Linked DNA regions of Mus musculus: region 1 is linked to region 2. The links are chromatin loops, found by intact Hi-C in ENCODE. Cell type or tissue: left cerebral cortex. All regions are shown on one strand. Each heading gives the region's core, and the rest is flanking DNA. Links, peaks and the distances in the headings are about the cores only.

Region 1 (14,070 bases), core at 3,995-11,994, 51 kb after region 2:
CACAGAGTAAAATTAACATGTTTTTAAAATTGCCTCTATTATTACAAAGCAATCGGTGTTAGCTTAAGGGAGACTCAGGGCATATCTACTCCTCCATCCCAGTATTTTCAAACCTTCTCTTCTTTAATCTGGCCATTGATTTGACATTTAACATATAGCGCCTGAAGGGCTATCTTTACGTTCCCCTACCTGGGCCCATGTACAAAGGCAAAAGTCTTCAACTGGAGATCTTCTAGGGTTTTGACATGACAGTTGAAACCAGTGCATTATGGCTCTGCAGCCTGTTCTGGGACTCCAACCTCTCTAGTCATCTGTATTAGTCTGTATTTTTTAAAATAGCAGAACTTATAGAATGAGTCTCTCTCTCTCTCTCTCTCTCTCTCTCTCTCTCTCTCTCTCTCTCTGGAGAAAGAATAAATTATTTGTTATTTCCCTTTGAGCTAAGAGCTGTGTTTTTGTATCAATAAGAAACAGACAAATGTTTCAGCAAATGTTGCTGGGCAAACTGGAAATCCATGTATAAAGAAATTAAATTAGAACCCCATTCTTACTCTATATGGCAATACATATATGTGTGTATATTGTATATATATTATATATTACATATTATATATACACATGTATATCTATTGCCATATATATATATATATACATATATATATATATATATATATATATATATATATATAACTTATAGGCTGCAGTCTATCTAACCAACAATGGTTGGCAGTGGCAGAAAGTCCAAATATCTAATAGTTGCTCAGTATACAAGCCTGGATGTCCCAGATGGTCTTACACTGGAATCCTGAAGATGTAAGCTCTAATGCTGATGAAGGAATGGATCTGCTAGCAAGGTGAGGGCAATCAGGCAAAGAGCAAAAGATTCCTTCTTCAATGTCCTTAGAAAGGCTTCCAGCAGAAAGGGTGGCCCAGATTGGAGGTGTGTCTTCCCAACTCAAGATCCAAACCAAAGGCATGCTTCTTGCCTCAAAGGTCTGGACTAGGAATAGGTTTATCCACTTCAGATGAAGCAAAAACATCTCTTACATGTGTGCCCTCGAAGTCTAGATTGTAAATCATTCCTACTATAGCCAAGTTGACAACCAAGAATAGCCATCACATCCTCTATGGAATAAGGTTTGCTTCAACCCTACTATCTTAGTTTGGGTTTTTATTGCTGTGATGAGGCACCATGATCATGGCAAGTCTTATAAAGGAAAACATTTAACTGGAGATGGCTTACAGTTTCAGAGGTTTAGTTCATTACCATCATGTCAGGAAACATGGCAGCATGCAAGCAGATATGTTGCTGGAGAAGGAGCTGTGAGTTCTCTATCTTGATATAGATAGTAGCAGTGAATACCATATTAGGCCTAGCTTGAGTATCTAAGACCTCAAAGTCTACCCCCTCAGTGACACTTCCTCCAACAAGGCGACATCTACTCCAGCAAAGACCACAACACCTAATAGTGTCTGTCACTCCCTATGGGCCAAGCATTCAAATACATGTATGTGTGTGCCTATAGGAATGGTTCCTATCTAAACCACCACATCTATTATGCCAAAGAATTCAGATGCTCAGATGCCTCTGAACTCATAGTCTTTGGGACAGAGCATCCCTGATTCCTACCTTTAGCATAGTAGGACCAAGTTCACATAGACTCAAGTTCTAATGCCAGCTCTTTCATTTTTAGCATGACAACCTGAGAGAGCTATATAATCTCTGGATGCCTTTATTTCTCATCCTTGAAATACAGCTAATGATACCTGGTAGCATCTATTGAATAGTATGGTGCCTGGCAGATAGTAAGGGTTATACAGGGATTTGCTATTATTACATTATGCTCTAGACCCTCTTATTGAATCAAATCCCAGTGGACATTGCCTCTTACTGCCAATGAGTCTTTCATGGTGTGGCTATTTTTACTATACTTCAGGTTGCTGGGCAATGGTAGCACATGCCTTTAATCCTGCACTTTGGAGGTAGAGGCAGGTGGATTTCTGAGTTCAAGGCCAGCCTGGTCTACAGAGTGAGTTCCAGGACAGCCAGGGCTACACAGAGAAACCCTGTCTCTAAAAACAAAAACAAAAACAAAAAACTAAAACCAAAACCACCACCACCACCACCATAACAACAACAACAACAACAACAACAAATTTTGGGCACACCTACCGTTTAGAGTTTCTAGTACAAGGCACATATTTCTCCCTGGGCCTCTGGACATGCTCTTCTGTATGGAATGTGATTCCTCTCTGTCATTCATATACATTACTCTGATTTTTTCCCATATATTTCAAAGCTGTACATTTTTACATCAGGTTCTATCCCTGACTGCCACTTTTGTAGAAGTGTCTCACGTGACTTTTTTAGAGCAGCCAACTCCCCCACTTCTGAGCCCTTTTTTTAAACTTGTAACCACTACTGTTGGTGTCCAGCCATATGCTCTCCACATCCACACCACACAGAGAGGGCTGCCAAGGCTTTCCGTTCAGTGGCCTTGCTTTGTCCGTGGGGACAATTCTTCTCTGCAAACGGACTGGCTTTGGAACAGATTAGAGTAGCAGACTGAAACATCCCGATGAGGCAAATTTGGGGATCCGTGACCTAAGAATCTAAATTCCAGGTCTAACAGGAAGCTACTGGGGAGTTTTAAAAGCTGGGAGAAGCATGATTTTGCTACTGTTTTGTGGGATAAAAACTGAGCAGGAGTCTACCCAAAGAAGATCTTCGACATCAGGCTCATCCACTTGGTTATCAGAAAGGGAGTAAATCTTACTCTTTCCTAGGCACGAGGCAGGTATAAAGAAACAGTGCATAAACAGGCATGCAATTTACCTGTTGCATGAACTTCCCAGAGGTGGGTGGCAATGAAAAGAAGATTCAGAAATGCTGATGTAGACTGTGAGAGAGGGCTGTAGGTGCCTTCTTAGTACCGTCATCCATTGGCCTGGAATGGCCCCAGGAGCCTCCTGGACCAGTAACCCTAAAACTGCCCCATCACCTCATGTTTCCTTGGAGCTGTGCAGACACTGACTCATTTCACAGTCTCAATGGGAAGATGGTCCAGTAAGATAAGATGGTCTATTTGCAAGTCACCTTCTCTGAACACTGACGCTCCTGTTTGCAGAGTCTCTGGAAGTACAAGTGAAGGAAGGAAGGAAGTCGCAAGAGGTGCACAGGGCAGTGCAGACAAGGCACCTCAGCGGGACCTCTGGGCCCCTTGTTTCTCTGTTCTCTTCCTGCTGAGAGATTCTATCTGCCTCCCACCAGATGAATTCCTGGGCTTTCACCAGAGTGTCTTACACTGGTCTCATCCCCTGGAAATCCTGGGTAGGCAGGTATTCTTTTGTTTGAGCATCCCAATCGTTGTATTAAAAATGCTAAAAATGCCAATAGCTGCCATTTCTTAAGCACTTAGGGAGATACTGTGGTACTTTATCTACATTATTTTACTTAATACTCTCACTGGTAACCCTATTTTATAGAAATAAAACTAAGGCTTAGGGGAGTGAAATGGCTTTCCTGATATTAGATATCTAGTAATGGAGACCCTGCACTGAGCCCCCTTCTAACTCTTAGACTGCACATACACGGCTGAGCACCTGACCTCATCGGCTCACAATCAACCAAATGCATCTCTTTCCTCTATGATCTTCAACAACCAGAGGCCCAGAGCCGGTGCCATGAATTTTACAATCAACACCTTTTATAAAACTTCAGGATATTACTTGCCGAAACTCAGCTCTGTCATGAATAAAATAGGGGCAGTAAATATCTTCCTATCAGATCAAGACAAAAATCAGGCATGTTTAATGCACTTACCACAGCAAATGGTAAAGATTTAGCAAAACACATATTTACCTAAAGTGACGATGGAATGTCAGGACTCATTTGTGGACAACGTAACAAAACAGTTGCCATGGAGCTGACTTACTATGAATGTACTGCACGTCGGTGGCACTCTCTGAGTACAGGGACTATGGATGATTTAATATGGATTTTCTATGGAAATTCCTGGTGCTAAGTCAATATGCAGTAACATTTTGGTGAGTAAACAATATTGTTAGCAGTTTAAACAATGTCTTAGATCCAGAGTGTTAGAGATACGTTAGCACGGTGGGCTGACATTTATCTAACAGTAGGAAAAATACTTTTAAATGAAGTACAAAGGAAACGTCCCCAGGGTTTACATGGATGGGAGCCATTGAAGCCCAGCACTACCAGTATATGACTTCCACCTGTTTACTCACAGCCCAGAACAGAATAACAAAACAGAACAACACAGAAGGAAGAACGTGGTGGTGGGAGTCTCTGCTCACCTTTAAGATGGTAGTACTCAAAAAATATTGTATGAGGACAACAGTGTATAAGTATAGCTTATCTTTAACCAAAATTCATATTATTTTTAGCCAGAGTGTTCAGAGATATAACATATCTGAAAATGAGGTCAATTGAGTTGAAATTTCATTATTAGTTTAGTTTCATTTGCTTTAGTTTGTTGGACTTACAAAAATTATATTATTTTCATTATATTTGTTTATTCATTCGTACACAAATATTTACAAATATCCAGGTATATAATGTCTGGAATAATATGGTTAATAATGGGAATCATCATATGAGATAATTTTTAATCATTTTCATAATCTCATAATTTTTGCCCTCATTGGAATTCTTGATAATCAACATATATTATTTTCATAAAGTGGGTTCAGGGCTGGGAAGATGGTTTACACATGCAAGTTCTATGGCCATTTCCTTTATACTGCATCTTCAGGTATTTTAACTACAGTTAGATAATGTCAACCTACCTTAACACAAAGCACTTGCCATGCAATTATGGGGACTAGAGTTTGGATCTCCAGAATCAACATAAATGTCAGGTTGGATACTGAGTTCCTCCTGGTTCCCCCCCCCCCCCCCGCTCCCACCCCCAACACACACTCAAAAGGCAGAGATTGGATCTTCAGAGCAATCTGGCCAGTTAGACTAGCAGAAATGATGAGTCCTGGCTTCAGTAAGAGACTTTGTCTTCTCATAAGAATGGAGCAACCAAGGAAGACACTTCTGGCCTCCAAAGGCAGACATACATAAATACACACACCCATGCAAATATATATGCACACACATCATAGCAAATAAAAAGCATATTCATTTAGAAAATATTTACGCTGCTATCGCTTGAAACAATTCAAGGAATCAACTCACTTCATGTAAAAATCTGCAGCCCCTGTGCTTAGCACTATCTATCATAATCATATTCTGAGAGTTATTTATTTTTTTCAATTTTTGTGAACAACTTATTGGCTGTGAACAGCTTTAATCACCGTTGACTATAATAAAAAGGATAAACACTTATTGCCTTTACTTTTGGAAATGCCTTCTGCCAATCAAACTTTGTAGCTTTTATATATGTTTTAATGAAAGAAGAGAGATTTTGTAAAACTATGTTGGTGACGTGCTATAACTCCTACAGCATACTGTCAAAGCAGGGCTGGCGTTCCTAGTCCATGAGTTAGTGTTATTCACAGGGAAAATGATACAACCTTTAATCTAAAGATTAAATGTGCCCCATCCCCTCTCAGTGCTGGCCTCTCTCCCCAACTGCAGCTCTTATGGATACCTATCCCACCTTGTCTTGAACTAACACTCTACCATAAAAGGAAACCTCATGGCAGTCCAGATAGCTCTAAATATAAATGTCTCTCTTATTCTGAGCCAAATCTATTTCCATCAATTTCTTGTTCTCATACTTGTACTGTAATCCAGCTCCTCTCCTGTCCAACCCTGTTAATCTCCTGCCCATCTTTCCTGAGATACCTCATCCTGACTCTACCGTCCCCACCTCTCAAGACATCTGTTGAATGCAAGAGATACCAGCCTTGAAAATCGTGATTATTTAACTCTTTCTGAAGGTCAAGACAGTGCCTAGAACTAAAAAAAAAAAAAAAAAAAAAAATTTAAATCATGCCAAAGTGTATTCAGGAATCACAAACTCAGTTCATGCGACTGTCACTTTAAATTATTCGATGGACACATCCTACCTAAGTGGCTAGATGCTATCTTACTATCACTTCGAAGACCTATCTTGGATTTCAGTTTCCTCTTCACCCTGGCTTTGTTTTTTGCCAAACTGGTGATCATTCTTGCATTACTTTTGGCTGAATGTGGCTGAAGCAGGGTACTGAGCCACCTTAATCAGAATCAGAAGCAAACATGATGCCATGGGACTCACAGAGCATCTCATGAAATCAGAGAAAGGGGAGAGTGAGCCAGAGGCAGGAAGAAGCAGAAGCCAAGCCTCCAGAAGGGGGCATCTCAGGCTCAAGCCTCCAGAAGGGGGCATCTCAGGCTCAAGCCTCTAGAAGGGGGCATCTCAGGCGGGAAGTGCCTGGAGCACTTCTCTATAACCTAACTCAAGTGACTCCTACACATGGCTATCCTTTAATCCAAAACACTGGTTTGGAAAAAAAATAAGTTGTGTGGCCCCCAGCTGGATGAAAACTAAATTGCTCATTTAAATAGGTGTGGCCAGGGTGTGAATATATGGACCTTATAGATCATCCTTAGATGAAGTGAAGTTTTAACAATAGATCCCAAGTTAGTGTGTTTCTAGAGCAGCTTTTTTTCAACCTGTGAGTTGTGACTCCCAAAAGACCATTGAAAAACACAGATATTTGCATTACAATTCATAACAGTAGCAAAATTACAGTTATGAAGTAGCAACAAAAGTAATTTTCTGGATGGTGGTCACTACAACATGAGGAACTGTATTAAAGGGTCAAAGCACCAGGAAGGTTGAGAGCCACTGCTCTAGAGCAGAGGAATAATCCGAGATATTAATCTATATTTTTATTTCCCTACTTTCCTCCTTGACAGTCATCAAAGTGGGCAGTTAACCTATCAGGAGAAACAGGTGGTGAATAGTTCTAGCTTTCCCCAAATCCAAGATCCTTAGAATTTCTCAGAAGAATATGAAAACTTCTTCGAGAATTTCTTGGAGGCTATTAAACAAGAGGGATATTTTTATATATGAAGAGTCCTGAAGAAACATGAAAGGATTCTCCCAGAGTTCTTGGGGGGGGGGGAGATGCAAAGACCCTGAAGGAACGTAGCTCTAAGGAGGATAGAGGCCAACTGTTCAACCTTCACAAAAAGAACATGATTAAAACAGAAATTAAAGCTGTTTGTCATAAATAAAGCGGCAAGATTCTTGTCCTCTGGCTGTCCTCACTGATGGAGTTTCTTACCTGCTAGGCTTGAATGAGAAAGACAAGAGCAAATGAGACTTGCGGTGCTTCCGCCACCCCAGTCTGGATTGCTCCAGCCCAGTGAAAGCCCACCCTACTTCTTTTAAAAATGTGCACAACAGGTTTTCAAACCCTCTTGTAGTTCATGACATTCATTTTTCTCATGCTATTCCCCAGGCCCATGACACAGCCCTCTGTGTGCATCCTTGGGCTGGACCCTTCCCTCTTCTTGCACATGTCTCCTCCCTAACAGATGTGGCTCAGGCAGAGGTTCTACCATGCCTTATCATTTGTCCAGCTTGTGACTTACATTTCATAATAGTGATAAGTTGGCAGCTATGGATAGGTTTCATCCTAAAGTGAAAATGGGTGTGTGTGTGGGGGGGGGGGGGTTGGGGGGGGGAGAACCAAGCCACTCAAACTGACTCTAGGGTTTGACTGCCCTTTGCCCTCTTCACGTTTGGATCAGTGGGGCAAATGCTTTCAGAAAGGAGCTCAGTGATGTAATGAATGAAGCCAGGGTGTCAAGTGACCTGGATCTATTCTTAGCTGTGCTACTGAACAGGAGTGACCTTGGGCAAGTCATTTTTCACATCCAAATCTCACTGTATTCTACCATGCAATAAGAAAAACACCTCGTTACCTCCTTACAGAATAATGTGGGTGTAAAAATTATGCACATGTTGCATAATGTTGGTCAAGAAAACATGTTTTCTTTAGTAATCTGTCACCGCTTTTCTTAAGATACTGTAGTTTCATGGAGTTTCGGGTTTTAAAATATTCCTAAAAATTAGAATTTATGCATGTTTGCAACGCTTAACATAAGGACTAGCTTAAGCCAAATCAGAAGGTGGGTTTAACACAGAGACAGTACCCTCCACTATGCATGAATGTGCTAACCTTATTTACCTGAGACTTGAATGGATGTCAAAGCCAGAATTCTAAAGCCCTGCCAATCGCCTAAGGATAAAAGATAGAGGAGGATGCCACAGAAGAAGCAGAGACACATGGAGATGAGGACACTGTCAAACAAGGCCAGGACTGGTGCCAACTCTATAAATGAATCCCACTTTCTGCAGATCTGTTAGCTTTTTAAAAATCTTTTTGCAAAGCTTTCCAAATCCATGTTAGGCTTAGAGTTTTGTCCTAAGTGACTGTCTTCATCTAAAAAGGGAACAGATGACCATTTCAATGAGTATACAAAGCTGTTCTTGCTTTCCACTAGATCTGTACTCAAAATATTGCACTATATTTATGGCTTATCCTGCTTTAAAGTAAAATAAATTAAAACCAGGAGTATTCTCACTGGCCTACTAGGGCAGAGAAAGTAGAATACAAGCCTAGCAAGTGGGCAAAACACTAACCAGATTGGACTTAAAACTGTGCCCTGGAGCAAACATGCTGACCTGTCTGAGTCCTGGCCCTCTCTTCTGTCCAAGACGCTCAATGTCACTTCTCTGTGCACAAGAGGGGCCCGCACAGAAAGGAACCAAGGCAAAGAGACTAAATTCTTGTATTAGGTCCATGATGAGCTTGGTGGTAGGGGGGTGGAATTGGGGAACAAGGAGGGTAGGTCTCACTGCCTGCCATTAGAATATATCTGTTAAGGATATTTTTCTTCTGTAGACGATTAGGTCTACATGGACTGTGTGTTGGAATGCTGTAAACCTAGCTCTGTTAGTATGAACGGGGCTAAGAATGTGCTCCTTGCCTGTGAACCCATCAAAGTAGAAGTACACATTCTACATCTCACCCTGTAACATGGCCGTTCATAACCTGTGCGTTGGGTCCCCTATCCTGCATATCAGATACTTACATGACGATTCAGGACAGTAGAAAACGTACAGTTATGAAGTAGCAATGAAATAATTTTATGGTTGGGGTTCACCACAACATGAGGAACTGTATTAAAGGGCTACAGAACTAAGAAAGTTGAGAACCACTGTTATAATGCTTACACACAAACTATTATGTAGATAATAAGAGACAAGGTTTTGTGGTTTTTTTTTTTTCTTTCTGGATGGGGAAATTTTACTTGTCTCTTGAGGACCAAACACTTTTAAACACAACAATTTATGTTTATTTCTCTCAGAGGTGAAATATTATTGACTATTTTTCCATAACAACTATTCCAAAATATTTTTTTAATTAGGTATTTTCCTCGTTTACATTTTCAATGCTATCCCAAAGGTCCCCCATACCCAACCCCCCAATCCCCTACTCACCCACTCCCCCTTTTTGGCCCTGGCGTTCCCCTGTACTGGGGCATATAAAGTTTGCAAGTCCAATGGGCCTCTCTTTCCAGTGATGGCCGACTAGGCCATCTTTTGATTCATATGCAGCTAGAGACAAGAGCTCCTGGGTACTGGTTAGTTCATATTGTTGTTCCACCTATAGGGTTGCAGTTCCCTTTAGCTCCTTGGGTACTTTCTCTAGATCCTCCATTGGGGGCCCTGTGATCCATCCAATAGCTGACTGTGATCATCCACTTCTGTGTTTGCTAGGCCCCGGCATAGTCTCACAAGAGACAGCTATATCTGGGTCCTTTCAGCAAAATCTTGCTAGTGTATGCAATGGTGTCAGCATTTGGAAGCTGATTATGGGATGCATCCCTGCATAAGGCAATCACTAGATGGTCCCCAAAATATTTTCTACCTCCTAGTGCAGCAATTTTACACCAGCAAAGTATAGAAACCTAGCTTTTTTTGTACTCAGAAAAGCTGACACTGTGGGCAGAGATGCTAGCACTTGGGTGGAGCCTTCAGCAAGCTAGAGTAACACCCTGTTCACCCCCTACCCCAGGAGGGTGCCTTCTCTCATTTCATTTGCACTTCATTTGCATTAGGGTCAGGTTTAGGAAAAAAGAATTACTACAGTGAACAGGTCAGTGGGGACGGTTAATCCTATGAAGCAGGCAGGTTCTCTCTGAAACACCTGTAAATTTTCTTCCCACGTTGCATAGCAGGTGCCCCGGGAAAACTCATCAATCCTGGAGGACTGAGAGTAGATGCCCACGTGGTTTCAAGGCCGAATGGCTATGGCTGGAAGCTCCTTTAACAACAGTACTGCTCTATTTGATGGAGTTTAAAAAAGTGTAGCAATGAGGTCATTCAAGGTCTCCCAGTCTTTCCCCCAGACCATGCCCCAGTGCACTCTCACCAAGATGGGAAAGCTCAGGGCTGGGCTGTGAGGATTGGACCTGTCAGTAGAGACATGATGCTCTTTCCTGTGCTGCTTTGTATCTGTCCTCCCTACACTGCTGCTTCTCAATTAATGTCCCGACCCTGATGGAAAACACAGACGCTAAAAAGTCCTGCCTGCCTCTGAAAAGTGGCCCGTGTCACCCGGAAGACCAAAGGAAAACGTGTTTAATTCAAAGTACATTAGTATTTAAGTGCAATCTGACCCTTTAGGAGGAGAAGGGGGATGATTGTAATAAAACAGAACACAAGACAAGTCACTTCTGACTAAGGTAGGGAAGGAGATATGTTGGATTGGAGAAAGGAATAATAAAAAGGGGCATGGTTACAAGCCGACTTCCTACAGAGAACTTCAGAGGGTTCAGCTTAGGAAAGCAGAGGTAGGGAGGCCCAATGAAGGCCCAGCTCCTCCACAGTCACACAGTGGATAAAGAAAATTACTAGAAAATCCCATTACCTTGAGGCTTTTTTTTTTTTTTCTGTCCACCAAAGGACCTGAAAACTCTAAGACATAGACCCGGGCCATCCCTCGGTTTCCAGCTTTTCATGCAGACAAGGTCAGCAGGCCGTACCCACCCTACCTCCTCCCACTATGGTAATTATTGTTTTATAAGGTGCACGGATTACTGCTTTCTCAGCAGCTCAGCATAGACCCTAAACACAGGGATGTTTCATTTCCTTCCAAGAGACAGCCTGTTGGTGCAGGCTCACGTTTGCTTCCCATGGTTTAGCTTCTCTGCAGAGATCAAGGATGTCAGGGGAGTGACTGTAACTTCTGTCGGTACACAGGCTGAGGCTTGCTGAGAATCAAGCTGATTTTTAAGTCAAGCACTATGGACATCCAAAAACAAAAACAACAAAAAACCAAAAACATATAGCTGATGTTAAAATTTGACCCAGAAGAAGGGACTAGCAACTCCAAATGGGATCAAACTGCCAACAGTGGTGTCTTAGTCAGGGTTTCTATTCCTGCACAAACATCATGACCAAGAAGCAAGTTGGGGAGGAAAGGGTTTATTCGGCTTACACTTCCATGCTGCTGTTCATCACCAAAGGAAGTCAGGACTGGAACTCAAGCAGGTCAGGGAGCAGGAGCTGATGCAGAGGCCATGGAGGGATGTTCTTTACTGGCTTGCCTCACCTGGCTTGCTCAGCCTGCTTTCTTATAGAACCAAGACTACCAGCCCTGAGATGGTCCCACCCACAAGGGGCCTTTCCCCCTTGATCACTAACTGAGAAAATGCCTTACAGTTGGATCTCATGGAGGCATTTCCTCAACTGAAGCTCCTTTCTCTGTGATAACCCCAGCTGTGTCAAGTTGACACAAAACTAGCCAGTACAATTGACCCCTTGTCAACTTGACACACAAAAACATCACTAGTAAGCCTCAACCCTTACAATCTTATTCATCCCCATTCTAAATAACTTTAAAAGTCCCACAGTCTTAACATATTCTTAAAATTTCAATCTCTTTAAAATATCCATCTCTTTTAAAATTCAAAGTCTTTTTACAATTAAAAGTCTCTTAACTGTGGGCTCCACTAAAACAGTTTCTTCCTTCAAGAGGGAAAATATCAGGGCACAGTCACAATCAAAAGCAAAAGTCAATCTCCAACCGTCCAATGTCTGGGATCCAACTCACGATCTTCTGGGCTCCTCCAAGGGCTTGGGTCACTTCTCCAGCCAGGCCCTTTGTAGCACACACATCATCCTCTAGGCTCCAGATGCCTGTACTCCACTGCTGCTGCTGCTCTTGGTGGTCATCTCATGGTACTGGAATCTCTAAAACACTGCATGACCCCTTCAGTCCTGGGCCTTCAATTGCAACTGAGGCTGCACCTTCACCAATGGCCTTCCATGGCCTCTCACAGTGCCGAGCCTCAGCTGCTTTGCGTGACCCCTTCATGCCTTCAAAACCAGTACCACCTGGGTGACCCTTACATATTACCAAGTCCCACTGCAGCAGGAGTACAACCTTGGCCATCTCTGGAACACAGCCTCTTTGTGCTTTCAGAAAACACTTCCAGAAGATGTCACCTCAATGATGCTGGTCTCTTCTTAATCACCGCTAATTTCTTAGCTCCAGCTAACCAGCATCAATAGTCCCAGTAATGCAAAGGTTTTGCTTTAGTAGTTCTGGTATCTTGTTAATCACAACTGATTCTTCAGTCCCAGCTAACCAGAACCACAGAATAATCAAACTCCAAAATAGCAATGTCCCTGAAAAGAGTCTTTAATTTTCCCTCTGAAACTTCACAAGCCAGGCCTCCATCTTCTGCACTGTTCTCAACATTATCTTCCAAGCTCCTACACAACATCCGACAGAGCTCTTAACAACGAATGGATCTTCAAGCCCAAAGTTCCAAAGTCCTTCCACAGTCCTCCCCAAAACATGGTCAGGTTGTCACAGGAATACCCCACTCTGCTGGTACCAATTTGTCTTAGTCAGGGTTTCTATTCCTGCACAAACATCATGACCAAGAAGCAAGTTGGGGAGGAAAGGGTTTATTCGGCTTACACTTCCATGCTGCTGTTCATCACCAAAGGAAGTCAGGACTGGAACTCAAGCAGGTCAGGGAGCAGGAGCTGATGCAGAGGCCATGGAGGGATGTTCTTTACTGGCTTGCCTCACCTGGCTTGCTCAGCCTGCTTTCTTATAGAACCAAGACTACCAGCCCTGAGATGGTCCCACCCACAAGGGGCCTTTCCCCCTTGATCACTAACTGAGAAAATGCCTTACAGTTGGATCTCATGGAGGCATTTCCTCAACTGAAGCTCCTTTCTCTGTGATAACCCCAGCTGTGTCAAGTTGACACAAAACTAGCCAGTACAAGTGGGATTACTGCAGGTTCTTCAACATCATCCATGATGATCTTTCTCACTTATACAAATAAAGTTTTAATTACAAACTTAAAAGCAAGGTCATCCAAAACAATATTTGTTCTGCAACAACATGTATGCGCCTGGAGCTTTAACATAAAATAGGCCGTGTACACTGTTCAGCAGGTCAGATCTTCATATCTCTATCAAGCACGTTAACCATCACTATGCCAAGCTCCACACCGTTCCCTTCTTCTCTTCCTTTGTGCTACCAACATTATATCTGGACATGACAAAAGACCAGGATATGAAACTCAACCCTCAGACAACCACTATATCTATAGCACCCTGTTCCTTGACCAAAGCATTTAATACAGACAGGCTAAACCTGTGGATCAAGTGCAGTTCTTTCCTGGGACTTTTCACTTAGACTTGAAGAAGGGAGCATCCCTGGGTTATGGAGCTGGAAGGATGTTTATCTAGAGTTTATGAAGGAACCGAGAGGGTAGGGTCTGTAACAGAACAGAGTAAAGTCAACAGGAGAGAGAAAAGCAGAGGTAAAAGATATCCTGCAAATAAAAATAAAATAAAACACCCAAAGACAAAGAGCTAGAAAACAGGATGGCACTTCAGAAGCCTCTAAAAGTCACAACCCACTTCCTCACTGGGATATTAGGATCTGGTTGGGTTTAGTTAGGTGACACCCAAATGCTCACTAATTTTCTTAGGATTCTTTCTGCTGGATTTCTACCCCATACAATAGAAAATATCCTACTAATATAAAAGATAATAAACTTCA
Region 2 (16,814 bases), core at 4,593-12,592:
TGTAGTAAAGCAAACCTGGGGCCTGAGTGGCAGAGAGACCAACTGATGGCAGCAGGGCTCATAAATGCTGCCCCCCCACACACACACACACACTCATTCAGTAAGATATTGCTTACTTCTAAGGTGCCTTTTAAACTGACACTTGTTTTTCTAGAATTTTCTGATGTCTACGCCATGGCATGCACCTTACCCTCACATATATGACCTCAGAGAGCTGCACACCTTCTTCTGCAGTGGATGTGAATTTTTTCTACTTCAGAGGAGACCAGAGCTTTGAGGTATGTGGAGGGAACTCAGCTATACAGTGGGTATTGGCAAAGCCAGGGTAGCGTTCCAGATCTGGCACATTTTGTAAAATACTAGACTTCCTGAGTTGTTCAGACCTCTGGCTACAAAGAAGTTGACTGGCGCCTAGAAAGTAGGAGGCTGGAATGTAAATATTAGGTACTTATTCATTCATAAGCATTTCAACTATTTCACAACAGAGAATGGAGTACTGTTATGGACTGAACTTTCTTCCCCTAAATTCCTATGTTGAAGCCCTTGTCCCTCAGAATCAGTGAATAGTGGGGTTACAATGAAGTCTTTACAGTGTTCCCGAAGCCAAACTGACTAGTGTTCTTGACAGAAAAAGAATATTGGGACTCATAGTCCCCAGGTACTCAAGTCCACAGAGGGATAGTCACCTCACCAGGCAGTTGTCCACAGTCTACGGGAGGGACCGGAGTTTTAATGGTTAGGGTCAGTGCCCTAAGAAGCCATAATTGGGTACTGATCCTCAGTACACTAATCAAAAGAGCCAATGTGACCCAATGAAAAGAGGGACTGGGAGATCCAGCGATTCCCCCAAGCCTATCCTTGGAGTCCTGGCCTAAGGTACACATAGCTCAGCAATTCATCCAGGTCAGGTTATAGCCCCACCCCCAATCCCCATCTATTTCTAGGCTCTGGGATCCTGCAAGACTGGCTGACAATCCAGTGGTGTATAAGTCTCCATCTCTTTCCTTTTCAGATTTATTTATTTATGTATTTTCTGTGTTTGAATATATCTGCATGTCAAAAGAGGGCATCCAATCCCATTATACATGGTTGAGGGCCATCATGTGGATGATGGTAATTGAACTCAGGACCTCTGGAAGAGCAACCAGTGCTCTTGACTGCTGAGTCCCCAAATCTTTTTTCTAGCAGCAAGCTCCCTCTCTGGCTGGAGCTAGGATTGAAATTTCTGAGACTCCCTGTGATTCTTGGCATATCTTTTTTGTTTTGTTTTGTTTTTTGGGGTTTTTTGTTTGTTTGTTTGTTTGTTTGTTTGTTTTTTGAGACAGCATTTCTCTATATAGCCATGGCTGTTCTGGAACTCACTTTGTAGACCAGGTTGGCCTCGAACTCAGAAATGCGCCTGCCTCTGCCTCCCAAGTGCTGGGATTAAAGGTGTGCCACCCCCCAACCCCCCCAGCCCCCCCCAAACCCTCCCCTCGGCTTCTTGGCATTTCTTGATTTAACAATTCAATTGCCAAACTGAGGGACACAATGTCTCTTCAGAATATCCTCCTTCCTTTCAGGTACGTGGGTTACAAAAGGAACCTCCCCTGCTGGCTTCATGATCTCCAACTTACAGCCTCTAGAACAGCAAGGACATAACATTTCTGTGGTTTCAGCCACCCAGTGTATGGTATTGTCACAGAGTGTCATGGCAGCTCTAGCAAACTCATACAAGTACTTACTGTGGGGCACACACTGCACTTAAGCTGTAAATGTCCTATGATCAAAATACATTGTATAAATGAATGAAATTTTAAAAGAATAAATAAAATATTAATTAAAAAAAAAAAACAAGTGCCAGAGTAAATAAGCTAGAGGTTATACTGTCAAGAGTTCATGATCTTGTAGGAGCCCCACAAAAGCAGCTTACAGCTGCCTGTAACTTCCGTTGCATGGGATCAGCCATCCTCTTCTGGCTGTCAGGGGCATGCTTGACATATACACAAATGCACACAAGTAAATAATGGTGTAAATACAAGCAATCATGATAAAACACGTTAAGTGCTACAGAGGGACAACTGTAGAGTACTCTGTGCACACCGGAAGACCATGCAGGCTAACACGGGGATAAGTATGAGATGTGGCTTCTGGAAAAACATTTTTGACTCAACTCTCTTCAATCCTCTGTGCCAGTCATTTGAGGTCAGTCTACTGACGTTTTCTCTTTCTTATTTATTATAGCCACTTATATCATTAAGCAACTCACTGCATTCAGAAGACTGCTGAACGCTCAAATGTGGCTACACATATGGAAATATGTACATACTCTGCAAAAACCAAGCATTTAAATCCAGATGTGCCATATACACAACCACGGGACTACAGAGGCCAAAGCAGGAGGATTCTGAGTTCAAGTCCAGCCTAGGCTACATAGCAAGACACTGCATTTAAAAGGCAACCAACCAATCAACTAACAACCAATACGTGTTTTAAATATTTAAAACATATTTTAAATGCTTAGGTACGAACATAAGCATCATGAAATTGTTTAGAAATGTTAATATATGAAAGCAAATGTCAGCATATGAGAACAAAGGTCAACAAAAGCTAAGAATGCAGCAGAAAGCTTTTAAACATTACAGTGAGCCCAAATCTATAACATGTATAAACCTTGATTTTTAAGGGATTCTGATGTCAATAAAACACTGAGCTTTGGTTTTTATAAGATAGATGTGCATTTTAAACCATAAGTTATTAAGTGGTATTTATTCTTAAAAGAATACATTTTAGTTTTATTGTCAAAACACCCAGTGTATTAGGATTTGGTCACTAGCTGTGTTTCTTATGGGAGCTTCAATTCCCTAAGCTTCAGTTTTTCCACATGTGAACAAACAAGAACAAATGGAAACGCTGCCATGGGGCTGAGAGGCGGGTCAGATAAGATGACTGACAGCTATGAAAATGTGTGGCAAAGTACACGGTGTTGTATTAAAATGAGTGTGAGTGGGGCTACTACTTTTACTGATTCAATGGCACTCCTGATCAACTCAAAGGCTATGGCACAAGGAAGTAAAATTTTAAGATGCCTGCTTACCACAGGTCATCAGCATTAGCTCACTGTGTGTGAGCAAGGCCAGCTTGCTCTGAGACAGACTCTTGGGGCGATGGACCCCATAATTATAAAATCTTTTATAAGCTGTGAATGTAGGGTACAAAAGTCTCTGCCTCCCTCGGCACGCATCCTTCCAGACGCCAAGGCTGAGGGGTGATGCAGTGGATGATTAGATCAGCTTGGGCCACTGCTCAACCAACACACCACCAGGAAGCCGATGAGCCTGCAAGCTTAGGGACTTAGAAGAATCAGTGTGAAAAGAGCAGCCAGTACATCCTAGGAAAATGCCCTTGCTGGGTAATCCAACCCAATGATGGAAGCACTCTGCAGTGTCGCTTGATGCTACAGATGCGAGAATGTGCTCTAAAAAGCCCTGCCTACAAACAGCAAATAGACTGAGTACACGTCATTACCTTGACCCTCTCCATTGGAGAAGAACAGAGATGAAGACAACCAGGGTCTAGGACGTGTTCTGAGGGTGCTCTTTCCTCTACCCTCTCTGCAATCATCTAGACTGGTTAGAAGACCAGAAATACTATTTCCCATATCTGGTTAGACAGAATATTTTCTTTCCCTTCCTTTCTTAGCCTGTACCAGTCTAAAACTTCAAAGTGCCACTTCTTAACCTCGGTCACCTTCTATTGTGACTATAAATGGTTCTAACTGAGCAACATATGAGCACGGGACTATTTTCAATATAGCATCCTCCATGCGCGCCGGGCACAGTGCAGCTGCAGCTCCCCTCTAGCAGTTTTGCCTGCTGTCCTCTCTACTGTGCACAGATGAAACGCTATTTTGCACAGATGCTCTGTTTTTCTTCCATAGAACTCTGATTTGACACACTGTGGATAGAGTGGTATTTCGGGCTCCAGGTTTGAAGATGCCCAACTTATCAGGTGACATTACCTTTTCCCCTTATGCACCCCTATATTATGTCACTTGACAAAGGAGCCTCAGCTCAGCTCTGATTTGATATTGTGAGACACAGACATTTCCTGTATTACTGACTTGCACACCTAAGAACAGAGGGGACAACTGCTCACCAACCTGTCTCTCTCTTCTTTGAAGCATCCTCCTGAAAACTTCCAGAGCCTTAGTGATTAGCTTCCTAGCACGCATACGATTTCCTCTGCTAATTCTGTATAATGGCACAACTTGAATTCTTGCTCTACTGTGTCCATGTCTTCCAGAAGGGGGTCATGTCCTGCCTGGACCTGTATGACTTTAACACCCTCTAGGAGACTCCTCAAGTATCCTACTGAGAGAAGACAGGAAGGGCTGTTAAGTCTGTGAGCACACACCTCCCTCTACTGGACGAAACATGAAGGTACATAGGAAAAGGACCACAGAACTCTATAGACTAGAAAAGAGTCTCTTGTTCACTGCCCTGACTGTAGATGAGCAAGTAGAGGCCCACCATGACCTTAAGTCATGGGGAGTTGGGGGAAGAGTACCACAGCTCTGTACCAAGTGTTATCATTATATAAAACTATGCATTCCTCCACAGTTCAGTTTACCAGATCTGTGCATGAGTTCATGGGGGAGGGGGTATTCACATTATAAGTTAAAACCTTCTCTGGTACAACCACCAGCTACAACTCAGAGTGTTGTAAGACAGAACAGTGTTCTGCACTTGCAGTCAAGAGCTGGGGACCCATCTCTATCACAGCATCAGCAGCCTCCATGAGCCCAGGAGGCTGCTGTTAGGACAAGGCTGCACTTCCATTGCCTCTCTGTACCATGAGTGAGTGAGAATAGTCTGGAACTAGGCCTCATCATACAGACATAAGAGCTGTAGGATTCTCTGCAAGTGATGGTGCCCAGCATACAAGCAAAGTCATAATGGCAGTGTAGGGCAAGAGTGCCCACTGAAATGCTCCATATCTGTGTCCCAGTCCTGCCTCGAACACCAATCAGCTGTTGTCTGACCCTAGATAAGTCAGCTCTTGTCTCCAGAGTTCAAGCTTAAGAAGAAATGAGGCTGTGTCTGAATGCCCAAGTTTCTGTATGTTGATAGCTAATGATAAACTACCAGGGTTGATATTTTCTCATAAGGACCCTAACAGCTCCAGGAGTACTCTGATGCATCTAGGAGATAATCAGGGAGTACTGACTATTCTACTTGTTTTATAATAAATGCAACTGAGTCTATACACTGAACTCTTTGCTCAGAGTTCCAAAGAGCACAATTCAACATGTTAACTTCTCACATGTTTGGTGAGTTAACTATCAGACGAGGGCACTACCATCATTCTACAAAGCCTTTATAAGTCATGGCATAAAACACCTGAAAACCACTGTCAGTGGTAAGTACACCCAACAATTTGACCCAATTAATTAGACAGTTGGCTTCACTAATCTTAAATACAAAGTGTAGGAATTCATACAAAAGGCAAATCGAAATACAGTAGGCATGCCACGGGAGATGTATGATGCTTGCCCAAGGGGCAGCAGCGCTGAGCTAACAATGCTTGATCTCCGTCCAGGTCACCAGATAAACAACAGCTCCAGGGAGAAGCATATGCTTGTTGGAGAACAGTTTCAAAGCAGGGTCTCTACTCAGCTGTGTCACTGCTCACAGCCCACCCCACCCCACCCCAGTTCCACATTCCTTCTGTAGTCACTGCAGATAGGAGAGGAAGCAGAAGTGCATAGGGCTAGGCTTAGCACAAGTCAGGTCAAGAGCAGGAGCCCGGAAAAGGAGGGGGCCAGGAAAAGCACCATCCCATATGGTGGCTTAACTTGCCTGACACTCAGCTACCTTGCCTTTTATGGAAAATCTACAAATGCATTGGTCAGAAAATCTAAAGATGCATTGGTCTCACAAAGTTTTGCAATTAAAATAAAGGTCACTTAAATGCCTGAAATATTCTGTTCCTAGTTCTTCCTTCAAATTACCCTTGAATATTCTCCCTCCCTGCCTCAACTCACCCTCTATTCATATTAATTAACTAATCTATCTATCTATCTATCTATCTATCTATCTATCTATCTATCTATCATCTATCTATCTATCTATCTATCTATCTATCTATCTATCTATCTATCCATCTTTGGTTTACCAAGAAATGTTGTTAAAAGTGTTAAAAGTCCAAATGAAGTGTAGTTTGACTTGAACACAAGATTGGTAAGACCTAAGGAGTTAAAAATACTAAGAATTGGTTAGTACCAGAGGTTCCTCTGGGCAACCAAGTCTTTTCAAGAGGCCAATATAACATCCCTGGACTCTCTTCCTCTCTTAATTCTCTGTAGAGCCATGTCTCTCAAAATGGACTGCTGATATTAACTCCTGGTGCCAACTGAAGATTTCCCAGCAGACCCTTCAGAGGGCATGCAGTAGAACCTGGTCAGGGAAGAGAATCCTGCTCAGCCTGCTTGCCCACTCTGGCCTGCTTCCCTGTGGCACCTGCTAGAAAAGAGCCTGCCCTTAGATGTGAGGTTGGCAGTTCCCTTTGGAACTGGGGGTGTCTTGGCAGATGCTTGTGAGGCTCGGGAAACCAAGGACTCTGCCTGCCGAGCGCCCTGGGGAGCACTGATGCCCCCACAGGAATGCCACTAGAGTCAGCTGAGTGGCTTCCTCGTGTTTGCAAAACATGTAAAACACATTAAAGTGGAAAGAGTTTCCATCAGCTTCCCTACCAACACTAAACAAGCTAATTTACAGGTCAAAAGGCTACAGATTTTCCTGCATTAGTTGGAGGTCACAGCTGATGTGTTAGTTTATATATTTTGATATTTATCCCTCCAGAATGAATGTGAGCTCTGTGAAGACGGGAATTAGCTTTGCTTTTCTCTGTTGGGTCTATGTCTATTATACCTAGAGGGGTGATAAACCCATGATTATGTTATTTGATGAATGACAAAATGAATTTTGAATGTCTCATAATTACAAACACAAATAACCACAGTGATAGAGCTGTGTACATGGCTTAATTTCACAGTATGCCATTTCATAGTTATAGGGACATCATAATGTAGCTAAGGAGGTGGGGGCACAGGTGACAATATCAGAGTCTTTTTTCCTTAGTATGTAACCTTCCCTATTTTGGCTCCACACTTATTCAGATGGAGATGATCTTTGTCTCAAAGATAGGACTGTTAGGAGTCCTTGAAAAATATTGAGGCAGTGTATGTCTCTTGAAAAATTATGAAAAATACACATTTTCACGAACATATGCCATCCACCTACACAGACAAGGACAGAAACACCCGCAAAAGCAGAGACAGAAGGAAGGTTGGGGGAGGGCTTCAAATCTTCCACCTCCTGGATCTGCAGAGTGGCTCTCAAAGTGTGGCTTGCTAATTTTATAACCTATTTCAGTATGGAAAATTTCTAAGCAAGTGCTTTCCTTGGTGAACAATATTACAGCAATTTCTTCCTGAAAACAGAGAAGCAAAGATCACTGTAAGGGATCCATAAAATTTGACACTGAAGAATAAAAAGGGTCTAGATAGTATGGACAGGGTCAAGATAGTATACAAAGGGTCTAGATAGTATGAAAACAGTCTATAAAGTCTAAAGCAATACTTCCTGTTCTAATTTTTATTACCATTTAAATTTTTTTCTATTGTTTGAATACAAGTCCCTTAAACTCTTCCTGGAAGAGAGTAACACTTAAGAAAAAAAAAGGTATAAATATGCATACCCACCTCGGAGAGATTTTTATAAGAATCTGTTGACAGTGCATGTGAACATGTTCTATGTAAACAATAAAATATGCAGCCACAGATGCCTGCATTTGTTGGTTCTTTTTCTTTTCTTTCAGTCTTCAGCCAAGACTACTCCTGAAAGTGTTTTGAAGCAATGGGACCTTCATGTCTGCTATTTGCACATGCTCTGCAAGAGGTATAGGGTGTTTGGGAATCCCTACCCTAAATGAGAAAGGTAGCTGAGCCATCCTGCCAGACAGACAGCCACACTGTTCTTTATGTGGCTGACCTTATGGAAACAGGGACCCTCGGGTACTGCTGCCTCCTAAGAGACTGCACTGTGTGGCTAGCTCAGCAAACTGGCTCCAGGTTTTTACTCCAATCCCTGTTTCCTGTGAAGGAAGGCATGGTAATCAGATACCTATAGCATCGCAACTGCAGATGGTCAAGTTCCAGTTTGATTCTGCATCCTGCCAGCACTGTGGGACCCAGGTACCTGGCTTTAACGTGGCTGAGGTGATGTCATCTTGTCCTGTTCTTACCTGTCTCCACTTTGTGTTTGCTTAGGGCCTTGTGTCTTTTCAGCTCCTAATTGCTCATCAGTCACATATACCTTGGCAGTACATTTGCGACTTTCCATGATTATGGGCATGGCCCAGAAGTATAACAGCTGATGTGCTCTGCCAAAACAAATGTTATCAGGCTTGTCTGACCCACACCTGACAATGATGTCATTCTGGCCTTGGTGATTTTTACCTTTATAAATGCTGTACCTCTGAGCTTTAAGACTGAGAGTTCTTTGGACAAGAGGTCACTCTTGGTTGTTCGCTAATAAATGACTCTAAGTTGCCCTTCTATTCATGGTGGTCTGTAACTTTCTCACCTGGACAGTTTCATTTCTCTGACTTTCTTCCTTTATAAAATGAAGGCAGCAGTAACTCTTGTGTGGATTGAGGTTTGAGTTACCTATAGTATTTATAAAGTGTCCATTTAATACCTGGTATCTATGAAGCTCTGTCTAGTAAGTGTCTATTGTTACTGTCACTGCCACTTGGGAGCCAATGTTCAAAGGCATGGATGTGGTGGTACAGGCCAGGTCAAAGTCAGTGATGGAAAATGGAACAGATAGAGGAATACGAGAAGAGAAATGGATGAGTGTCAGTGCTGGGACAGGTCTCCTGGAAAGGCCGGCTATGGGAACACTGTCATTGGTGCTGCGGTGTTAGATTCCTATCAGAGGCAGCCTACAGATGAACAGACATTCAGCAGCAGCAGCTCTTGGTCACTGTACTCTGCAGCTGTTGCTTCTTGTCCTCCCGAGCTTCCTGTTTCACTCCCTCTTGCCAGCACAACATGGCTAGAGCAGGTTTCCTTACAGTGGGATCATTTTCTCAACCCTGCCACCCGCTTCCAAGCACATCTTAAGTATCTCCCAGTGCCTTAGCCCAATACCACCCAGGCCTCTTCTCAGCTGAACTTCAACATGATAGAGACAACTTGACTTAGCGTAGCAACTCTGCTTTCCTCTGCTTTACTACACGTTGTAGTTAATTTTTTATCATTGTGATCAGACACAATGAGTAAAGGAGGCAACTTATAAAAGAAAATGTTTATTTAAGGCTTATAGTTTCAGAGGATTAGAGTTCATGGTCACCACTGTGGGACGCAGAAGCAGGCAGGAATTGGAGCAGTACCTGAGGACTCACATCGTGAGATACAACTCCAAAGCAGAGAGAACTAACTGGGAATATTGAGGGTTTTTTTTTTTTTAACTTCAAAGCCCACTTCCAGACACACCCCCTCCAACAAGACCATTCCTCCTAGTCCTTCCCAAACAGTTTCACCAACCGGAGACCAAATATTCAAAAATATAAGCCTATGAGCGAACATTCTCATTTAAACCACCACATTCCACTCCTTTGTGGTCACATCATAGTGTAAAATGCATTTAGTACAACTTCAAAAGTCCCTCTAGTCTTTCATAGTCTCAACACTGTTTAAAATTCCAAGGACTCTTCTGAGACTCAAAATCCTCTCTTAATTAGATTAAGTCCTTAGTATTATCTGATACTAATTTATAGGTCATGCTCAATTTATGTGATTGTCTCAAATCTGTATTTTTAGAAATGGGTTATTTCTGCCATGTGTCAGACCAAGTTTATACATTTCATGTGGATGCTATGACTCTTTTTTTTTTTTTTTTTGGTATGCAAGAACAATTTGTACTCTCTCTTCCCTAAGCTGTGTCTAGTTTAACTAGTTCAATAAATGCATCAGAGTCCTGCCTTCTGGAGTGATACAGATTGGATGCAAATGTTTCCCTAAAGCTCATGTATTAAAAGTTCGGTCCTCAGAATGGTGCCGCTGGGAGGCAAAGGAGCCTTTAAGGTGAGACAGGATGCCCTTCGGTCTTTGGAGGCAGCCCTTGAAGGCTTGCCTCTGAGTCTCTTGTCTTCTCCTTACTTTCCTTTGGTTCCTGACCGTGAGATAAACAGATTTTCTCAGCTACATGCTCCCCACCACTGCCATTTGGCACCCCTAAAATCAATGAAAATAATTCTTTTGTACATGAAGCCGTGAATTCACTGGAATGGGCTCCGGCAGCTCAGGCTCCTTCCTGCTAGTTCCCCCAAAGTCTGCTTGTTGGGCTGCAGCAGGCTGACGCTTTGTTGTGACCAGGTGACCGGGCGCCTTTCTCTTTGGCTTCTTGCCTTTTTATTTCATTCTTCCCACCCATTTCAGAAAGCTGTCTTAGCTCTTACGGTGCTCAGGGTGCGCAATATGCACTTTACTTCTCTTGGGAAGAAACTTCTCTGGAACTTGCTTGTCTGCAATAGCACCAACGGCGTGCTGCGTGACACTGCAGAAGATGCAGTAGCACCAATGGCATGCTGCGTGACACTGCAGATGATGCAGTTTGCCGTGGTGACATTTATAGGGCACTCTTTTTATTTTACTTCATTTTATACTATATCCATTCCCTTGATGTCTATAATACCATTATTTTTGCAGACTCACATATAAGTGGTCAAGAGAACAGCCCTGTGTTCTTTTTCTAAGGCACAGAAAACATACAAGGAGAGCCCCTTCCCTTTATGTTTGTCATTTTGAGAGTGCCTGGAAGACACCTGCTCTGTTTGAATGATGGGATTTTTTTTTTATTTGTTTGGTTTATTTTTTTTTTTTAAAGACTATTTAGCTGGGGCTGAAGAATTATAGCAGAAGCTGTGCATGGTTCAAACCAAGGTTTGTATCTTCTCACAAAGAACTATATGTAACATATTGGTCCTGTAAAGGTTCGATGTCCCAGTGTAGGGGAATGCCAGGGCTGGGAGGTGGGAGTGGGTGGGTGGGTGGGTGGGTGAGGGAGTACCCTCATAGAAGCAGGGGGAGGGGGATGGAATAGGGGGTTTCGGAGGGGAAACTGGGAAAGGGGGTAACATTTGAAATGTAAATAAAGAAAATACCCAATAAAAGAAAAGAAAAAAATCATTACCTATTTTTCAACAGTCCTTTATAGTAAGTCACTTTTCTTGTACAGCTCACTAAGCCACACGCCTGACACCCAGTCACTTTCTTAAGGACAGGGAGTCACTTTACATGCTCAAGCCAAGAAGAGGAAAGGATCAAGATTTTCCAGAAACAAGGCTGCTCTCTACTTTGAAAGCCACTCCAACTTACCTAGTTCCCAGTAGACCTGGCCTCCAGCTGACACCAGTTAGCATAACTCCCAGGGGACAGGGTAGAAACTTCACCAAACTCAATAGCTGAGAAAAGAAAACAGATGTCCTGGAAGGAAATGGGATGCAATGGATGAAAGTGACCAGTGACCAGAAGGAGCCCAGAGGAGACTTCTTGGGGATAAATTCTAAATCTGAAAACCTAAAAGCACAGATGATCTTTTTAAGTCATTAAAATGGTAGATTAGATGCAAGAAAATGAATTGACCAACTGACTTTCCCAACAATAAACCATAAGTATAGAAGGTTCTTTTTTGTTTTGTTTTATATAAAGAAATAAAATCCAGAAGTCAAAAACAAAACCAAAACTAGACTGTATGAAAGGTTCCCTTCAGACTATCAAATTTTTGAATGCACTCTGGTGGGCAAGGCACAGACCCCTGGAGTAAAGAGTAATTCTCTGTAATCAGGTTTGCAAAGACAAGACGTTATAACAAATGGTAAATACTCGTGACTCTCAATCACTCTGTCTTCTGCTTTTTTGTTTTTGTTTTTAATAAGTCATTGGACTTGTAAGAAGAAGAGCTAAGCTCTGACAGTCAGCCAATTAACAATACATTCTTTCAATCTCTTTGCTTAATGATATGGAGAATTGAAGAGAAAGAAAGAACACAGGCCTGCTAGCTAGCAAGTATTGGAGGAATATAACTGGGAGTGCTGGAGGACTTCTACCAACATTAAAAAAAAACAATATTGGGCTGAAATATTTGAGTCTGAGTAATACCAGAGCATTGATCAAAACCTTAACTTTAGATAAGAATTTTCTTCCGCAGGAATAAAATCCTTGAGTGATACAAAGTTAATATTTGTTGAACTAGTACTTAAAAATAGTACTAGCAGAAGAAAACTTTATTATTAGCACATTTCCATGTTTTTTTAAAAGTTAGTAGAATGCATGAAGTATCCTTAGTAAAGCAGCATTCCAAGGAGAGGTAATGGTTATTCAGGGCCTACTAATCCTAGGTATGAAATTCTTAGAACAATTAGATAAGGCCTCTTGGTTTATTATAACAAAACCCATGGCAGGAACTATTCTTTAACTTATGAACTTAAAATGACAACAAAAATTATTTGACAATTAACAACTATACACAGCTCAGTTGAGATTAGCCTAGACAGATGATATGCAAAGAAATATACATGGTAAATGATACTTCAGATTTTGACATTTTTTCCTTTATGAATGCCATTGCAGGATGTCTATGAGAACTCTGAACTTTGGTCAGGTCTGATCTGGAGTCGTCCTCTTCAATCGTTATTTAGCTATTGTGGACAATCCCTGCTACAGTCGCATGCCATGTTTCATGGTTTAGTAGCCCCTTCCTATCTGAAAAGTGAATAGAAGCTGGAAATGATCAGTTTTTACAGATGAAACTGAGTTAAGTCCTTCTCAGCACCAAATCCTTGTCACCATTAAAAGGGAGTCTGCTTTGCCTCAAATGCTCCATGAAATGTTCACTATCTCTTGGTTACAGGCTGGGAGTACAGACAGGAAAAAGAAAAGGCATAACTCTAGACTGGAGAAATGCAATTTTCGGATTCCAGCCCCTTTGAATCCATCCGTTGGTCTTTTTGAGTACTTTCAGACAACCCCAGCAACCCATTTGCTACGAGTTCTTTTAGATAACAGTTGCAGTGAAGAAAAGCAGAGAAATTACTGTAGAAATCAGAAGCATAACTCTTATCATTGCTGACACATCCGATTTATGACTGCCTTGACTATCCTGTCAGAATCTCAGTTCTTTGAAAACACATCCTCCTTAAAACACAGCAACCTAGTTAGTACTTCCACATCCTGGGGAACAATATCGTGTACTAGCAGTCGAAGCAGGAATGCCACCAGGAGCGGTTCCTCCTGGCACATGCCAGTGCTGTGACTGACACTGTGATGACCATCTTGGCGACATCCTAAGAACGCTGTGAAGTATGTGAAGTATGTCATTCCCAGCACAGAGAACCCTGACACTGAGGAGACTTTCTCTAACATGTGATACCTCACAGCAGCAGATTTGCAGTTCCCTTCATTCTGTGATGCCTCCTTTTCTCGTTATCCAGCCAAGCACACAGAAACAACAGTTTAAGCAGCTACAACTTTATAAATTTAGATAGAAGATAGTTCATGAAGTGAATGAAGGATAGGGACACGAATAGAAGAATGTTAGTGAACCTTAAGGCCCTTCTAGAATGACCTTGTAGCATCTTAAACATGTATTACTTTCCAAAAAGTTACATATGAGTCATAATAAAAGAAAACCCATTTATTTCTTAAATCACCCTTTGGGCATCAGGTATCTGTGGAAGATAAACAGATTCTGAACAAGCACGCTGTTATTAAAATTGAAGAATTCAGAGGCTTAGAACTAGCCAAGCATTAAAGAGTCACTGCCCTTAGAGATTCATTCTAAGCTTCTCATTTGCCAATTAGCAAAAAGAAGTCTGGGAATATTACAAATGGTATTTCAATGACTATGTATTACACTTAGAATTTTGTGATAATATAAATACTGAACAAGGAGTATTTTTTCAAAACCTTACCTCTTAATCCATACTGAGTAAATATCTGGACGTTATATATTAAAGTTTTTTATACCATTGGATGTAGGTACTAGTGGTGATTAACTATTGATAATAATATTAAGGGTATCAGTAAATTGGTTTTAGGGCTGGAGAGATGGCTCAGACCTTAAGAGCACTGGCTGCTCTTTCAGAGGACATGGGTTTGATCTCCAGCAGCCACTTGAAAGCTCCCAACTCCTCCTTCTGGCCTCTAGGAGTGCCAGGCACACACATGCTGCACAGAAATACATTTAGGCAAAATACCTATACACATTTTTAAAATGTTTTTTAAAATCGCGTATAGAGGAAATTTTAAGATTCAAATAAATACTTACGATACCTATCATAGTACTAACTCCAAGTTACTAAAGATCCACATGCACGTCACGTTACCTATTCACTTGTGGTAGGGACATCCTATGGAGAAGGGGGAAAAAAAAGACCAAGACTCAGCATCTCCAGCCACTCAACAGCGCAAGTGGGTGGATCCTTGAATTTCATCATCTACAACATGAAGGCACTAGCTGAGGGCTCCCCAAACAGTATTTATTGCATAATCACTGGGGGAGAAAAAAACAAGTACAATTAAATCAACTGTGGAGCTTGTAGAACTGCCATTGGCTTTAGAAAAAAAAAATTGGAAATTGCTAAAAATTCCTTGAGGGTATGTGCTTCCAAGGTCTTATTCCTGAGGGTGGCCATCTATTTTTTTTTAAACATATGTCAACATATTTTATCTCTCAGGCAAAGTATATTCTACTCATTTTTCAGGATTAAAAATAAGCCTGATATTACCTCCAGGCAGTAATATATTTGAAAGAGGAGCACTGAATGACAAAGACCTATTTTGTCTCTATACTATGTTCTACCAATGGGAAAAAAGAACCAAGTTATCAAGTGACTCACTTTAATTAATTTGGATGTTCAGAACACATTTAAATGCATGATACATTGTGAGTGGTGATCACTCAGGAGCCCTTTACAAATAGAGTTAATCTTGCAATAATGTTAGGAGGTATATTTCTTAAAAAACACAAAAACAAAGTAATCATTACATAGCATCTGTGTTTTCGGCCCTCATCTTGAAGAGTGTGACCTTATAGAAAAGCCATTTGGAACTGGTGAATCCTCTCGTTCAATCAAATGCCACCCCGGTGGCTGGGAAACAGATTAGTTGGTAATGGGTCTGCCATACAAGCACAAGAATCTGCCTTTGGATGCCCAGCACTCATACAAAAGACAAGGTTTGGTGGCTCACGCCTGTAATATTAACAAAGACTAGAGGTAGAAAGAGGCAGCTCCTGGGGGTCTGCCAGTCAATCAGCGAGCTCCAGGTATAGTGAGTGAGACGGCCTCAAAAAGTAAGGTAGAGAGCAATAGAAGAAAACACCAAAATGGCCTCTTTCATCTACATGCCCCGCCCCCATACCCACTAATGCCACACACTAGGATAAGTACCAATGATAAAACAGAATAATTTCATACACTGATTATTAGCCTTTTGTTATACATACAGACAAGCTGGAAAAAGTTTGTTTACTTCTCAGTGATACATTACTCATAATTGGCAGAGTTTAATTCAGAGATTCTGACTTCAAGACAGCGGTTTAGTGAGTGGTATGGTAGGGAGCCTGGCTTCCTTCCAGAACAGGGGCCCAGCTCAGCTGAATAACTGTGTGGACTATGGCCTACTTGGCAAACATGGGGGAAGGTGACCAAAGACTGCTTGTGTCCTCAGAAGGCAGATCTCTTTCTCTGAGAGAAAAACCAGATCAATGGTCATTAAGACATGAGTTTTCTCCAAAAACACAGAGGCTAAAATTGAGCAGCTTTTGCAATGATAAGACTGGCAGTTTCCTGACAGAGGCCATTCATGAGGCTAGTCATACATCACGCCATTTTTCTAGACATTTGTTCTTAAAGACATGAGGAAGCTGACAGGGCTGTTGCTTATAAGAGAAAAGCTGCAGATGTGTGCTTGTGATTATGAGGTCTGCATGTTTTTAGTAGAAGGAATCAAATGACTTAAATAGTATTTGCTGATAACATAAAACTGGTTGTAAACATGAGATAGTAGCACACCAATATGCATGTGAATCCAGTTTGGAGTAGGAGCATCTTGGACTGTAGGGCAGCAGCTGGCACTTGGCAGGCATCCATAACTTGAAGACATCTGCACTGAGGCCAGAATGGCTATCATTATGACCACATAAAAAATTGTGACCACAGCAGCAAATGACAGGCAGGGAAAATGTTCCCTAAGATCCCACCTCCTCCCCATGTAAAAGCAGTGTGAAAGAATTAATCAGTGAACTAATAAAAGAATCAGAAGCATATTTATGCTAACAAGTGTACAAGTTCCTAAATCTGATGAGACCTATAAGAGTTACTCAAAATAATTACACATAGCTAAGTGGGAATCCAATTATTTGCGGAGCATAACTCTTAATCATTTCCGTAATAAAATATTTGGATGGAAAAGACTTTCAGTTCATTTAGCGTAGCTGTATGTCAGTGTAGCTTCTGCTTTTATCTTGGTCTCTATTCAAGTGATTAAGGCAACTGCTCAATCCCAACCCCCATACTTCTGATGTAGTAGGTTATGGGATGAGCCTAACAGCATTTTATGCACTTTCTGCTTGTGGTCAATGATGCTGTTGTTCAGTGTCCACAATGTAAAAGGCACTGATCTCAGTCGTGCTGGCTCTCCCATGTGTTAACACTTCCTGTGGTCATATAGCTCCTTTCCCTTATTACTTGTGCACAATATAGGG

Evidence for each region. Hi-C counts contacts between places; a loop is a spot of excess contacts. Peaks named below come from ENCODE experiments on the same cell type or tissue, not always from the same donor. Only the 100,000 strongest peaks of a DNase experiment are listed, where the experiment ranks them.
Region 1: a loop joins it to region 2, with 4 times the contacts of the local background. A loop is called at or near these places in 5 of 42 quality-filtered maps.

Annotation. Positions count from the first base shown.
Region 1 is chr2:113,330,337-113,344,406 of GRCm38, reverse strand. The region is part of intron 1 of Fmn1 (formin 1); the gene reads right to left. Among named protein-coding and RNA genes, the nearest start is that of Fmn1, 9.6 kb to the right of the region's middle. In left cerebral cortex, for the core only: no CTCF peak of the experiment used is centred there; DNase peaks (open chromatin) are centred at 5,539 and 8,300; H3K27ac peaks cover 622 bases.
Region 2 is chr2:113,378,718-113,395,531 of GRCm38, reverse strand. The region is part of intron 2 of Fmn1 (formin 1); the gene reads right to left. Gm13963 (a long non-coding RNA gene) reads left to right here and starts at 3,770. Exons shown (of 2, transcript XR_003954049.1): 1 at 3,770-4,421; 2 at 7,861-8,093. In left cerebral cortex, for the core only: no CTCF peak of the experiment used is centred there; DNase peaks (open chromatin) are centred at 7,326 and 7,983; H3K27ac peaks cover 1,784 bases.